Regions from separate parts of the Homo sapiens genome. Here region 2 is linked to region 1. A link is an interaction called in ENCODE POLR2A ChIA-PET data of the cell type or tissue named here. Cell type or tissue: Panc1. All regions are shown on one strand.

Region 1 (8,000 bases):
CTGCAATCCCTGCCTCCCGGGTTCAAGTGATTCTCCTGCCTCAGCCTCCTAAGTAGCTGGGATTACAGGCACGCACCACCACACCCGGCTAATTTTTGTATTTTTAATAGAGAGGAGGTTTCAACATGTTGGTCAGGCTGGTCTCAAACTCCTGACCTCATGATCCGCCCGCCTAGGCCTCCCAAAGTTTTAAGTTTTCTTCTGCTCCTGGTATTGTCTCTTTTTCTTTTTCTGTTTGCTTTCATCTATGTTTTTTATGTTAGAGATGTTGCCTCCAAAGTCTGTGGATCTTTAATTACTCATTTGTAAATCAAGAGTGAGGTGACTGATGCTGATTGGGTTCTCTGAGTATGGGTGGCGCTTGTTGGCTGATGGCTTCATAGTAGGGAGATCCAGAAAAATTTGATTTTGCAGATCACATGCAAAGGGTAAGGACTCCAAATGGTATCGCTCATCTCCAGCCAGAAAGTGTAATTGGCTACGAGTGAGCTGGGGTCACAGAACAGGGGAAAGGGATGGAGAAAGCCTCACAGTTTAGCATGTAGGCTTCTCCTTAGTCCTCTCTAGAATGGGCAGGGACTTTGTCTTGTCTGGCACTGTAGCTGTGTTACTGTGCCATGTACACTGTATCCATTCAACAAATGCTTTCTGAATGGATGAGTGAATTCCACTATTTCTCATTGAGCAACCATCACAGATACTCCTAAGTCTGGACTTCCTCTGGATCAGCCTCTCAAGGGGTAAACCTCTCTCTCATCTGGATTACTCCATGGCAGAAAGGATTTGGAGTCTTTCTGCTTTGGAAACAGAATTTCAACTGGGGCTTCTGTTTCCAGCTCCATGACAAAGGTCCACCTGCTGGGCTCTAGTGCCTCCAATTCCTGAGCCCTTCTGGGGTTAGGGTCACCTTGGGAGGCAGATTGCTTCTCTGGGTTCTGTCACTGAAGATATTTAGCTTTCAGCATCCTCAGGTCTGTGAAATCAGTCATCCCTCCCGAACTGGGATGACATTTTTCTGTTAATTTAATTCCGATTCTCTTTGTCCTTTCAGTAAAAATCTCCTCTAACACAGTAAAACACATCAGTTAATCTTCTGATTTTGTTTTTCTTGAAGATATACCTCTCGGAATAGCCTGTATCCCTACTCTGAAAATGACATAAAGATTTTTTCTGAGCAAAGAAAAACACAATATTTATCAGCTAACCTCCCTAAAGGAAATATTAGAGTATTATTCAGGCAGAAAAGATGAATGGAATGTTGGATATGCAAGGGAAGAAAAACAATAACAAGAATAAACAGGTGTGTTGGCCAGGTGCAGTAGCTCACGCCTGTAATCCCAGCACGTTGGGAGGCCAAGGTGGGTAGATCACTTGAGGTCAGGAGTTCGAGACCAGCCTGGACAACATGGTGAAGCTCTGTCTCTACTAAAAATACAAAAATTAGCCAGGCATGGTGGCGGGCACCTGTAATCCTAACTACTTGGAAGACTGAGGCACGAGAATCACTTGAACCCGGGAGACAGAGGTTGCAGTGAGCCGAGATCACACCACTGCACTCCAGCTTGGGTGATACAGCGAGACTCCTTCTAAAAGAATAAATAGGTGTGTAATGTAAATAAATATTAATAGTATAACACAATGATAATATCTAACATAGTTTAAAATATATAGATAATTACAACACACAGCAACATTACATAAGGTGAGAATAAATGGACTTAAAGTGTTTTAAGGTTCTTGCAGTTTCATGGAGAGAGGGTCAATGTACCATCAGTATTAAATTTTGACATGCTCAGCATGCATGCTATGCTCTCTAGGATAACTATTAAAAAAGAGGAGTAACAAAAATGAACTAGGAAGCAAAGTACAATAGAGGAGATCAATGAAGCCAAAAGTTGGTTCCCTGAAAAGATCCATGAAGGACAGAAATCTCTGGCAAGACTTTTAAGACGAAGAAAATAGAATGCAAAAATACCTACTACTAGGAATTTAAAAGGGAACATTACTAGAGGTAACACAGATCAGATGGAAATTCAAAGTTAAAATGTGATAAACAACTTTACACTAAAAAATTGAAAATGTAGATAAAATGGTAAATTATAGAAAACACAAATTTACAAAACTTACATATGCAGAAATAGAAAGCTGGAATTCTCCTATGACTATTAAAGGAATTAAATCCATAATTTAAAACCTTTCCCAAAGAAAACTCTAGACTCAGATGGCTTCACCCATGAATCTAACCAAACATTTTAGAAGAAACAATGCCTCTGTTATACATAGCCTTTCAAAGAATACGAATAAAGGGAGAATTTCTCAACTTAGTTTATGAGGCTAACATAACCTTAATAACCTAAATCTGACCAGAGCATTGTAAAAAAGGATAATTACAGGCCAATATCACTTATGAATGTAGATGAAAAAATTCTCAAAAAGTACTAGCAATTCAGCAAATCATAAACAAGATAATACATTCTGATCAATTGAGTTTACTCCAGAAATGTTGACTTAACATTTGTAAATCTATCAAGGTAATGTTCACCCCACCACATTAACAGAGTAAAGAAAAAAAATCATATGATAATCTCAGTAGATACAGAAGAAAGCCTTGATAATATTCAACATCTATTTATGATTTTTAAAATCAAACATTGTAATAAAATAACAATAAAAATCTCAATTTAAAAATAGAAAGGGGCCAGGCACGGTGGCTCACACCTGTAATCCCAGCACTTTGGGAGGCCAAGACAGGCAGATCACCTGAGGTCAGGAGTTCAAGACCAGCCTGGCCAACATGGTGAAACCCTGTCTCTACTAAAAATACAAAAAAATTAGCCAGGCATGTTGGCACACGCCTGTAATCCCAGCTACTTGGGAGGCTGAGGCAGGAGAATCGCTGGAACCCAGGAGGCAGAGGTTGCAGTGAGCCGAGATCGTGCCACTGCATCCCAGCCTGGGTGACAGAGTGAGACACCGTCTAAAAATATCTCTCAACTCGACATGGTGGCTCAATGAACCTGCAAACCCAGCACTTTGGAGGCTGAGGTGGGAGAACAGCCTGGGCAACGCAGTGAGATTTTAATTTTTAACAACAACAAAAAATTAGCCAGGTGAAGTGGTGCACAACTGTGGTTTCAGCTACTTAGGAGGCTGAGGTGGGAGGATCACTTGAGCCCAGTAGTTTGAGCTGCAGTAAGTATGATGGTGCCACTGTACTCCAGCCTGGGTGGTAGCAAGACCCTGTCTTGCTCACTTTCTCTCTGAGTTTGAGAATAGACAAGCATGATTCCTATCAACACTTCTATTCACATTTTTATGAAATTCATAATAACTGAAATAAGACAAGTAAAATAAAAGTATATGTATTATAAAGTAAGAAATTAATCTGTTCTTATTCACAGCAGGTGTGCCAGAGTTCCTAGACAATCCAAAAGGATATACAGATAAATCATTAGAATTGATATATGAGTTTAGCAAGTTTGTGACTTATAAGTAGTGGGAAAATGAAGTCTTTAAAAATAACAGCATCAAAAATACCAAATACCTAGGGATAAATCTAATGAATATATTTACAGAGAAAATAATACTCTCTCTACACAGAAAGTGATAAAATATTACAGAGATAAATTTCTGAGAGAAATAAATAAATGAAGGAATATATCATCTTCATGGACTAGAACACCCACAGCATAAAGATACTAATGTGTATATAGATTCAACTCAATCTAAATCAAAATTACTGCAGTTTTTCATGGTGGATGGAGAGAAGAGATTAACAAGCCGATTCTAACATTAACATTGAAAATGCAAAAGGCCAGGAATAGCCAAGCTAATGTTCAAGAACAAAATAAGATGAATTGCTCTTACATATAAAGATATTGTTAAAAAACATTGTTAGCAAGTTATCGTGATTAAGATGATATATTTGCACAAGGAAGAACAAGCAAACTAAGGGAACTGAAATCCAAAGGAATCCAGAAATCGACTCACACACTTATAGATTCTTGATTTATGACAAAAGTGGCAGTGGTGTTCCCGAGCAGCTCAGAAAGGATGGCTTTGTCAATAAAGCTTCTGAGTCCATTAGACATCACTATAGAAAAAATGAAAGACCCCTATCTTGTACCAAACACAAAATCAATTCTGGGTGAATTACAGATCCAAAGAGAAAAGGTGAAATAATTAAGTTTCTAGTGGGCAACAGAAGAGACTCTCTTCTGCTCTTGAAATAAAGATTTCTTTTTTTTTTTTTTTTTTTTTTTTGAGATGGAGTCTTGCTCTGTCGCCCAGGCTGGAGTGCAGTGGCGTGATCTCGGCTCACTGCAAGCTCCGCCTCCCAGGTTCATGCCATTCTCCTGCCTCAGCCTCCCGAGTAGCTGGGACTACAGGCGCCTGCCACCAAGCCCGGCTAATTTTTTGTATTTTTAGTAGAGACGGGGTTTCACCATGTTAGCCAGGATGGTCTTGATCTCCTGACCCCATGATCCGCCCGCCTCGGCCTCCCAAAGTGCTGGGATGACAGGCGTGAGCCACCGCGCCCGGCCAAGATTTCTTAAGCAGACCTTAAGAAGAACCACAAAAGAAAAAGACTAATAAGACTATATTAAAATTAGAAATGCTTGTTTATGAAAAGTTGCCATTAAAAAGTTGAAAGGGGCCAGGTGTGGTGGCTCATGCCTATAATCCCAGCACTTTGAGAGGCTGAAGCATGAGGATTGCTTAAATCCAGGCATTGCAGACCAGCTTGTGCAACACGGCAAGACCTCATCTCTATACAAAATTTAAAAAATTAGCTGGGCATGGTGGCATGTGCCTGTGTTACTTGAGATGCTGAGGTGGAAGGTTCACTTGAGCCCAGGAGGTGGAGGCTGCAGTGAGCCATGATAACACCACTGCATTCCAGCCTGGGCAACAGAGTGAGATGCTCTCTTAAAAACAAACAAACAAACAAAAAGTTGAAAGGCAAGTTATAGAGAAGGAGAAGATATTTGCACACATATAACTGACAAGAGATTTTATTCAGAATGTATAAAGAAATCCTATGAACCCAGTACAAAAATGGGCAATAGACCTCAACAAGATTATGCAAAGAAAGGTTATTAACAAACACATGACAAATGGTCCAATCTAGTCATAATTAGCAAAATGCAAAATAAAATCACAAGATACCCTACACACCCACTGGGATGCCTAAATTAAAATAGAAAAATACTAACAATAATTGTGTTGGTAACCAGATGGTGTAATGGAAAAACATACACTGCTGATGTGAGTGTAAACTTGCACAACAACTTTATCCACTAAAGTTGACATTATCCACTAGAGTTGAAGATACAGACACCATATGAATGAGAAAATCCTCCCCTAGGTATATGCTCAAAAGAAATGTGCACTGAAAGACACATACATGAATATTCATAGCAGCTTCATTCATAATAGATTCAAATGGAAAATAACCCAAATGTTTATAAAGAATAGAATGGATAAATACATTGTACTATTAGCCCAAGATAATCTTATGCAGCATTAAAATGAATGTGCTATAGCTTCATGCAATAACATGAATGAATCTCACTCTCTTAGTCCATTCCAGCCCCTATAACAAAATACCATAAACTGGAGAGTTTATAAACAATAGAAATTTATTTCTCACAGCTCTGGAAGCTGGGAAGTCCAACATCAAGGCAGATGCAATAACTGGTTAGAGCTCTATATCTGGCTCATAGATGGTGCATTCTTGCTGTATGCTCACAGAGTGGAAGGGGTGAGGGTTCTCTCTCCAGCCACTTTTATAGGGACACTAATTCCATTCATAAGGGCTTCACCCTCGTGACCTAATCACTTTCCAAAGGCCTCACCTTCTAATACCATCACTGTGGGGATTAGAATTTGGGGGAACACAGACATTTACACCATAGCACTCACAAATAGAATATTGAGAGAAAAAAGCTAGACAAAGAGGAACATATATTTTATGGTTCCATTTAAACAAAGTACATGAACAGGCAAAATTAATGCATGGCAAGAGAAGTCAGAATAGTTTGGTTCTTTTGGGGAGGAGAGGCCAATGCTTAGGAGGGTCCTGCAGGTGGTTTCTGAGTTTCTGCTGTGTTATTTTCTCAGCTGGTGCAGTGGTTACCAGGCATGTTCGCTTTGTTTTAATTCATTGAGCTGTACATGAGGCTTTGTGCACTCTTCTCTGTGTTATGCTTTAATTTTCCAAAGTAAGAGGAAAAAACTAGCCATGAAAAGAAACCATCCGGGTCAGAGACTGTAGCAATGACTGTGACCTCATCAGCTGAATCGTCCTGCTGTGGGCCTGTGGTGGTGGCAGGTACTGCCCAGGTGCTATCCAGGTGCCACCAGGTCCTGTCCGGGTACTGCCAGATCCTGTCAGTTGCTACCCAGATGCTGCCCAGGTTCTGCCCAGGTATTGCCCAGGTGCCGCCAGATCCTGCCCAGGTGCTGCCAGGTCCTGCCCAGGTGCTGCCAGATCTTGCCCAGATGCTGCCCAGGTCCTGACCAGGTGCTGCCAGATCCTGTCCAGGCACTTCCAGGTCCTGCTCAGGCACTGCAACAGCAGCACAGGATCTTGGGGGCCAAAGCATCCCTGAAGCTGCTGCTAGGACCCCACCTCTCTGGAAGGCAGTATTCCCAGGGCCATATCTTATACTTTCAGTTAAAATAAATAAAACAGTTTATAAGGAAAAAAGTTAAAACCCCACCCCCAACCTCACAAACAGCAGCAACAGCAGCGTCAACAATACAACAAACATTAGTAAGTCGCCCTCGTCTCCCCACTCTTCCCACATGGCCTCTGCCTGCTGACACCATCTGCTTGCAAAACAAATACAAACCTGTGGTTCCTTTGCTTCAAATCCTCAGTGAACTCCAAGATGTCGAAAATGTCAAAGCTTCCAAGCACAGTCGATATACAAGGCTCCCCACAACCTGTATCGATCTACTTTTCCATCGTGATCACCTCTCTCTCCCACCCCTCCCTGTTCCTTGCTCCCTGTCCTCATCCTCCATACCACCACCCCACAGACCCTCACAGGCAAACATGCGCCCTCCGGCCACCGAGTGCTCTCTGTGGTCTAGCACGTCTTCTAATGTGCCATCCAACGCACTTCCCAACCCCACTGTCTGGACAAGCATTCATCTCTCGCTGTAGAGGTGACCTATCAGCTGGGTTTTTTTGTTTGTTTTTTGTTTGTTTGAGATGAAGTCTTGCTCTGTTACCCAGGCTGGAGTGTAGTGGCACGATCTCAGCTCACTGCAACTTCCATCTCCTGGGTTTAAGCGATTCTCGTACCTCAGCCCCCTGAGTAGCTGGGATTACAGGTACACACCACCATGCCCAGCTAATTTGTGTATTTTTAGTAGAGCTGGGATTTCACTATATTGGCCAGGCTGGTCTTGAACTCCTGGCCTCAAGTGATCCTCCCACCTCAGCTTCCCAAAATGCTGGGATTACAGGCATGAGCCGCCAAACTGGGTATGTTTTTTGAAGACTTTTCTCCCTTTCACTGGCCCCGGATTGAGTTGCTTTTTCTCTTTTCTGTTTTTTTTTTTTTCCTTAATTTAAGATTTTGTTTGCAATTCTAGCACGTATTACTACGTTGTCATTATTTCCATCTGGCTCTGAGCATGTCTTAGGCAGGAGGAATGTTCAAATATTCCTCATCTGCATATGTCTGGAGCCTTGGCACTCAATAGATGCTCAAAAAAAATGTCAGTTGAGTTTAACCAAGGAGGGTTGATTGGCCTTTCCATTCTTAAATTTCAACAAGGCTATTTATGCATGTTTTGCCTTGGGACTGAGGAAGCATAGGCAGAAATGTTGTGAAGACAAGAAAGGGATGGTTCATGGCAGTAAGGAAGACCACTATTTAGAATTGGTGTTGCCAGCTCCTGAAAGCAAGCTTGAAGTCCTAGGCATGTCCTTACAAGTGAAAGGTGGCAGTTGTGAAGTCACAGCAGGTCAAAAGGATGGCCCG
Region 2 (8,000 bases), 240 kb after region 1:
CCTAGCTGTGGACTTTTATGTGGGAGAAAAGGAAGCTTCTGGTTTGTTTGCTTGTTTTTGTTTTGCTTCCATCCTTTGTTATTTTGGGTGTTCAGCATTCATAGCCAAACCTGATCATCACTTAAACTATTCCCTTTCAAGATCTTAGAATCAGAAAAGTCCTTTTATGACACGTTTTCTGATGTTTACATGTTCTTACTGTTACCAAAAATGTTTCATTATCCTCATTTTGACCTTAATCTTGTCTACCTCTCTCTGTTCCCATGACCGCAGGGCCACCTTGGGGCTCAGCTATCTGCCTGCCCATTATTGATCCCATGTTTGGCCTCTCAGTCATGATTCCAGCTCCTTTGAGAGCTTGGTCTGTGGTCTATCTACCTCTCTCATGAGCCCTTCTGCTTCCGCGGATACACACGCCTTTGGCCTTTCCCACCTTTGCTCTGGGGAAGCCAGTCTTTGATGGAGTAAATTGTAGAGCCAGGCAAATGGTCCCACTGCAAATCTACACCAGTTTGACCTCAACCAGTGCCTCTCTCTAATGAGCAATGATTCTATTCCTTTCTAATTCACTTCTTCTCCATTTCCCACAGTGCCTGATTCACACTTTGCCCTTCTTCCCAAGTAATGATTCCCACCCTACCTCCTTTATTCTCTTTGGAAGACTTTGTTTTCTATCTGACTGAGAAGACCAAGGCCATGGAGGCCCCCCAGCATCCTCTGCTCTGCATCTTCACCTTCTCCTCATCCCCTCCAGGCTAAGAGGAAAAGCCTGCCTGCTCCTCTCTAGAGCACATCCTGTGTTCTTTATCCACCCTTTGGCTTTCCCTGGGATCTCCTTCCATTAATATATCCTCTCTTTTTTATTGACACATTTGAGCATATTCATATATGTACTGGCCATTCATGATATACAGGGAACCCTACAGGCACATCTTTGCAGCAATTATGGTGAACTGTGTGTGCTTTGATAGACATACAGGAGCCATGGAGCATGTGGCAGGGGTCCCACCCATCAGGAGGGTCAGGAGGGCTTCCCAGGAGAACACCCACCCAAGTGCTCCACTTCACTGAGACTGTGCTTGTCACAGTCCTTGGTGACCATGTGTCATGGGTGATTCTCATCTTTAATTCAAGCCCTCAGTAGCATTTTTTTTTCAATCGACATTGGGGCTGTCACTCTTTTTCTGTTGTTTTCTTTGTACTTCTCTGCCACTTTTCCTCAATCTCTTTTGCTGGTTTCTCCTTAACATCCCCATTTTTAAACATTCGAGGGCCCAGGTCTTAGTTCCTAGACCACTTTTCTTTTCACTCCCACTTCCTCAGTGCTCTCATTCCATCCTGCGGCTTTAATGGGATGATGACCCTCAAATTTATATCTTTAGCCAACACCTCCCCTTCGAACTCCAGCTTCATTTTTGACATCTCCATTAGACCATTTAACAGATGGATTCAATTTAATACATCACAGATTGAACTCCTGACTTCCACCACCCCCTCAAATTTCATTTCTGCTGCAATGAAAATGGCCATCTCAGAGAATGGCCCCCCCATCCCGCCGGGTGCTCAGGACAGAAAACCTTGGCATTATCCTTGACTTTTCCCTTTCTCTCACACCCTGCTCTCAAATCATCAGCAAATCCTGTTCACACTGCTTCAAAATATATCCAAAATCTGACCACTTCTCATTGCCTCCACCATCAGACAAAGCTGAAATCATCTCTCATCCAGGTTATGGTGACAACTTCCTGAACTTGTGTCCCGGCTTCCATACATGTCCTCTAGTGCCCTCAGGCCAGCCAGAGGACGAAATCAGCTTATGTTATTCCTCTGCAAGAAATCCTCCAATCACTCCCATCTAATCCAGAGTGGAAGCCCATGTCCGTACACAACCTATCCCAATGGTGACTGAAACAGACATGGGCTCTTGAAACTAGAGGAATAGATCAAGATGTACAAATGTTCACAGAAGTTAAAAATGGAAAATATGAGAAATACTAGATGGTAAGATGCAGGGATATTATAAGACTATTACTGGGATATCAAAGCGATTGCAGGAGGTAAGGACACTTTCCTTGAGGAAGTGATGTTTCATTCATGGCGTACTGGTAAGGTGAAATATTTGTGGTAGTTATTATGCATAAGTAGTGTGTATACCATTGGGGCTGATGTGAAAAATTCTCTCTCTTGGGTAGTGTGGCCATCCTGCTGGCTTTTTCCAGGGCACCTACTGTCCATTTTAGCCATAGAAGCTGGTGCTGGAGTTCACCTCCTTTGCCCAGCTAAGGCTTCTGCACAGTGAGATGAGGCAGGTAGTGACTCCCGCCCCAGGAAACTCTCACTGATCCCTGTGGTCTCCTTGGGCTGCCTCTGTCTGTGCCTTGTGTGTGTTTCACTCTCCCAGCCCCTTTTAGGACCCCCTGAGAGTCCACATTGGGACACCTGGAGCCAGTCTTCACCACATCATGCCCACCAGAGGAGACAAGTTCTCTTTTATGAAGATGGAATTTGCCATCACAAAAGAGGCTTGCCCATCTGCTCTCTTCTTCCTTGCTGAGGGCAATATTGCATAGTTTCCGGAAGGTGGGGCAGGGAAATTTGAGAGGAAAATTTGCCCAACTGACTTCTTTTCATCTATACTTTTACTTCCTTGGGCTCTTAGGTCTCTTACTACCTCTGGTTTTGTGAAGAGCCACCCCCTGGCAAGGTCAGTCATGCCTGGAGTTCCCATGCCATGTAAAATTGTCTGTATGCTGGTACAAGGACTCCAACTATTGCTAACCTTCTAGTCTCCTTACAGTTAGCACATTGGTCTGAGTAATTTATGTAATTTCCCTATTGGAAGCTTAGGGCAGTTTCCGAGGGGAATTCTAATGTAGGAGGAAGAGGGGACTCTGGGGTAGGGTGGCCACAGTGTGCAGTTGATTCCTTGTTGATGTTCGCTCCAGCATGAGCTGCACACCAGCTGGCTACTTCCACAGGCACACTCAATGCAGGAAGCCATCTCCTAAGGACAGTCACTGACTCTTTTTAGGGCCACCACAGTGAGATCCAGACTGAGAAGACAGGAGCTCGCCTGGTACTTGGGGTCGTAGGACCATTTCAGGCAGAGAGGGCTTCAGATTCCTCCTTCTTCATGCAGGGGCCATTGGATTCGTACAAGAGCTGCATTAGTTGCTCTCTTTCTTGCTCTTCAGGAGGGCTTCCTAGCAACTGCCCTGCTGCCCCCACCCCAACTCAGCCATCTCTCTCATACAGGGAAGACGACTTGTCTATTTCTCTTGCTGTATATGTGGTTTTATCACTGAGCAGGGGACTTGTCCCTTCCTTGATCGTCTTCCTCGAGGTATGACTAGAAAGACCTTTCTCTGCCTTTAATAATGCTGACACCATCATTTTGACCTGATTGTAAGCCCCAGCTGACTCGGGAGGGCAGCATTGGCATTTTTATTTTTACTGATTCCTGCACAGTTTATACACCTCCTTGGGCATGGTACTACCTGACTATACTAGGTCCTCACCATCCGAGAGGCCTCTGGGGAGGCAGTAGGTCAGGGTGGAGAAGGCACGTGTGGAAGGGGGTGCTGTGGGACTCAACTCAAGTGTGGCTGAGGGACAGGGGGTCAGGGCCTGGGTGCTGGGCACAGGACACAGGCAGCAGGGATGCCCCGGCCCATTGTGGGTGCCTTTTGCCCTCAGACTCACCACCCCCATGGTGATGTTCCAGCCGGGTGGACAGTGGACAACTGCTGTGTGAAAAAAGAGTGACAGCATCAGAGGGGAGGGGCTGAACACTGGGAGGGATGAGAGCTGCCTGGAAGGAACGGGGCAGAGGAACTGGATGAGAGAAAGCCTGGGAGGATCTGAAGAAGGAGGAGGAATTAGGACAATGCCAGCTGCAGGAGGCAGAGAAGACTTCCTGGGGAATATTTTATCAATTTCTCTCTTTTATTTTTAACCACCCAGAAGGCTCAGTACCTGGAAGGCTGGAAACATGGACATTGAGTTATCACATGTAAATCGGAAAAGAGAAGATTCCCCCACCCGCTCCCTGGTTTCTTCACCTGCTCCCAGGGGGTTACCATTAACTATTGGTCTATTATCATTCTTTTTTTATGGCCACACAGTATTCTATGGTATATATGTGCCATGGTTTTGTAATACTGAGTATTATTATTTAAGTAACTTTCTTTTACAAAAGCAATTTGCTTATCACTTGGAAAATTATCATGAACAGTATTGTATGTCAAATACAAGTCCCAGACACAGGCACTGGGCCTCCTTGCAGTGCATGGGAAGGTGGTGTCACCCAGTTAGAGTTCTGTCCCCAGTCTAGCACACCTCACATGATGCTCAACAACTGCTACTGTCAAAGAGGATTATCTGGATGACTTGAAGGGTCTTTCCAGTCATAAAGGTCAACAAGGCCACCAGGGTGTCCTCAGCCAGGTCCACACAGAAGCGATGGGAAAAGAAGTGTTAGTGACAGGAGGGAGGCCAGAATTCAGAGAGACAGAACTGGCCTGGACATCCCAACCTGCAGAGCTGAGTCGTGTTCTTGGTGTGTCGACACATGAAAAGGGTGTTAATTACACCCTCTCCCTGGGCCTGGGGGTATAGCTCAGGGGTAGAGCATTTGACTGCAGATCAAGAGGTCCCTGGTTCAAATCCAGGTGCCCCCTACCCTGTTTCACTTTTAATCACCAAAGTGGGTCCTGGATCACATGCTCCTCTCGGGCTCTCTCTATTAACTCAACCCTGGGCAAGATATGACCAGGCCTGCTGCCCCCTCTGCTCCTACTCCCCATCTGCTGAGCCCTCAACAGGCCCAACGAGATGCCCGCCTGCACCCCCTCCCCCGCCCACCCCGGTCCCCGGAAATCACCCAACTGACTTCCAGTTGAAAGTCTAGCACTAAGAGGCACTAAATTTGCACCATGGACCTCTTGACCTGCAGGCAAATGCTCTTCCTCTGAGCTAGAAACCCACTTCAGATGAGTTCCCAATGGACACTGCTTAAGGATGTCGCCTGCCCAAGGGAGGGATCCTCCTGAAACCCACAATAGTTTCTGTTTACTCCAGGTCAGGTCCCATGTCCTAGCAGACCTATCTCATACCAACCAACCCTCTCTGGCCATTGGCTCTATCCCTCTCCCACTGACCCCTCATTTGAGTCCCAGAGCCTCCTTTGTACTGTGTGGTCCATTCTCCTCCTTCTGTCTCAAGCTGAGTGCGTAAGCTTTGACATCACTTCTTGCTGGAATGATCATCCACTACATCTCTCCTTCCTTTGCCTCTTCCTCATGGACATTTATTCTAAAATCAACCCCATCCACCCCACCCTCACCCTCACCCTTTAGACAATGGCTGGATTTTGCTTCTTTTCTTTTTTTTTTTTCTTTTTTTTTTTGATGGAGCTCATTCTGTAGCCCAGGATGGAGTGCAATGGCACGATCTCTGTTCACTGCAACCTCCACCTCCTGGGCTCAAGCTATTCTCCTGCCTTAGCCTCCCAGGTAGCTGAGATTACAGGCATGCGCCACCACGCCCGGCTAATTTTTGTATTTTTAGTAGAGACGGGGTTTTGCCATGTTGGCCGGGCTGGTCTCAAACTCCTGACCTCAGGTGATCCGCCCGCCTCGGCCTCCCAAAGTGCTGGGATTACAGACGCGAGCCACCCCCCTGGCCCTTTTTTTCTATTTTCTACCTTTTCCTCCTCTTTTATCCCAAGGCCAAATTCAAGGCCTTGGACTGCAGGGCTGACCCTAGGGGAGGTGGAAGCTGCCCTCCTGGTGAGCAGCCCAGTTGTCTCAGAAGGTGTCACTCAGCAGGTCAGCACATATGAGGGATAGGGATTGGGCGTAAGCCTGTCTGTCTGGGGGTCCAAAGCCCAGGCCCAAAGGGGCTTCTGAACTGGGATGAGGAATCCCTCCCTCCAGTGGCTGAGCCACGGCCCCAGGCACGTGAGAACACAGGCAAACCGGGCACCTTCCCTGGCAAGACACATCCACAGGGACACGTGGTGCTGTCCCTTGCTGTAGTCAAAGGCCACGTAGATTCCAGACTTGTGGCACAGGGGTCCCGATTGGTGGGAAAGCCCCTAGATATTTTCTGTTACTACAGTGAGTGGGCAGCTTTGGCACTTGGTGGGCAGCGGCCAGGGCTACTGGGAGTTCTATGAGACACTTCATCAGCTGGGAGAGGAGGCTGCTTTTGCTGTCATGGAGATTTGGCAGAGTTTAGAGTTTGTTTGGATGTTTGTTGTGAATTCTCCACATCTTCTCGTAAATTCTCTCTACAGTTCTTGGATTGGTGTTCTTTCCTGAAAAATGCCCCAGCCTTCACATGAGAGCCCAGGGAGGCTGTGCATTTAACTGAATGCAGCAACTGCAAGATCCAATTTTGCCTCTGGTTTTCTGCTATGACACACGGGAGCCTTAGAAAAGATTCTCTCAGCATAATGCTGGAAGCTCTAGGAACCCTTCTGCGCGTTGCATGGAGAAGCTGGGCCTTTGCTCTAGCCTAGTAGTTCTCCATGCATTAGAATCGGCTCCCTACCTGTAGCTTCTCCTGTTTTATGGCAGCTGGATCTCTTGCCCTCAATGGGCTCCATTGCAGCCAATCACAGGCACCAGTGTATGTAGCTCTTCCGCTGTTGTGAGCCCTGGTCTGCTGGATTCCCATCCAGGAAGAACCAGCTGGATTTTTATTGACTTCAGTACAACTAGATCTGGCAACTCCAGTGTCCTCCCACATACCCATTTCTCTGAGGATCTCTTGCTTGCAAATCACACCTGGTACCAATTTCTGTTCTAGGCACAGACACAGGCACAAAACTAGAACCTGACTTTGTCTAATGGAAACAGATGAAACCATCGCTGACAGCACCAGGAGCTCACAGCACTGATGGGAAGGTGTGAACCTAGAATCACGGCAAGGTCACAGCAGAGAGTGTGCTGGCCAGGGGTCACTGCAGCCCTGCCGGATGCTGGATGCAGCTGCTAGCCCTGTTGCTAGACCAGAGCTCTGCCATCTTGGGATGCAGCTTATCAGCCTTGCTCTGCACATCGTCCAGTCCACATTCAACATCTGAGCAGGTCCTTACCACCCGAGGTCGAAGCGGGAGTATTTGGCACACCTATTTGATGTAGCATGTTGCAGAGCTATGCTTTCCCCCAAGACTCACATTATTTTGGGTTCCTAAAGTCATATAATAATACAAACATCCACCTCAAGCCACAAGAGAGGGACTGAGTCAGCACCAGAGGGCTGGGTGGCAGCGCCCGTTGCCTTCCTCCTAAGTTTTCAGAACAACAGCTGGCTCAGGGGATAAAAGCATCAGAGCTAGGGGACAGCTGGATTTGAGCCAGGGACCTCTTGATCTGAGTCAAATACTCTACTCCTGAGCTACACTTTCTCTCTGCTGTAACTTAGGTTTAGCATATTGACCACTGTGGCCTCACCCACAGACTCCAGCACACTGTAACTTCCATTTGCTGCTCTTAGTCTACCCCTGGCACCCAGCAGATTGATCTCACTACACACTGCCTCTTTGGGCCATGAGCTCACCCTGTCCTGTGCTTCTTGTGAACTCCAGAAGTCTCCTCCGCCCTGACCTAAGGTTTCCCTCCCTCAGTACCCATCTGGGGTCACCACCACTTCCCTCACCCCAGGACCACTGGATGTGCTTTTGGGTTTCTCTACCATATACTCCTCTGCGGTCTTCTTCCCTCATCCTATGGCCAAGACTTGGCAGGGTCTGCAGAGACTTGCTTGACACTGTGGGAGACATTTGTCCAGAAAGGCTGCCATCTCCATGCTAGGCCAAGATGCAGCCCCATCTCTCACAGGAGGCCCCACACTGGCAGGTCAGCACAGCTGGGGAGGCACCAAGCCTGGATATCTGGAGGACTTAAAGACCAGGCCCTAAGGGCCTCTGAACTAGGACTAAGGACTCTCTCTTTGTCCTGCCCAAGCCCTGGCCTCCCTGGCAGCAGGACAGA

Evidence for each region. Peaks named below come from ENCODE experiments on the same cell type or tissue, not always from the same donor. Only the 100,000 strongest peaks of a DNase experiment are listed, where the experiment ranks them.
Region 2: POLR2A ChIA-PET joins it to region 1 with 6 read pairs; 3 of 35 experiments call an interaction of 5 or more read pairs at or near these places.

What each region holds. Positions count from the first base shown.
Region 1 is chr7:149,387,889-149,395,888 of GRCh38, forward strand. No RefSeq gene overlaps it. Among named protein-coding and RNA genes, the nearest start is that of TRC-GCA10-1, 14 kb to the left of the region's middle. In Panc1, no CTCF peak of the experiment used is centred here; no DNase peak of the experiment used is centred here; H3K27me3 peaks cover 245 bases.
Region 2 is chr7:149,631,080-149,639,079 of GRCh38, forward strand. It overlaps TRC-GCA9-3 (tRNA-Cys (anticodon GCA) 9-3), which reads left to right and starts at 4,608; the gene lies at 4,608-4,679. In Panc1, no CTCF peak of the experiment used is centred here; a DNase peak (open chromatin) is centred at 4,902; H3K27me3 peaks cover 397 bases.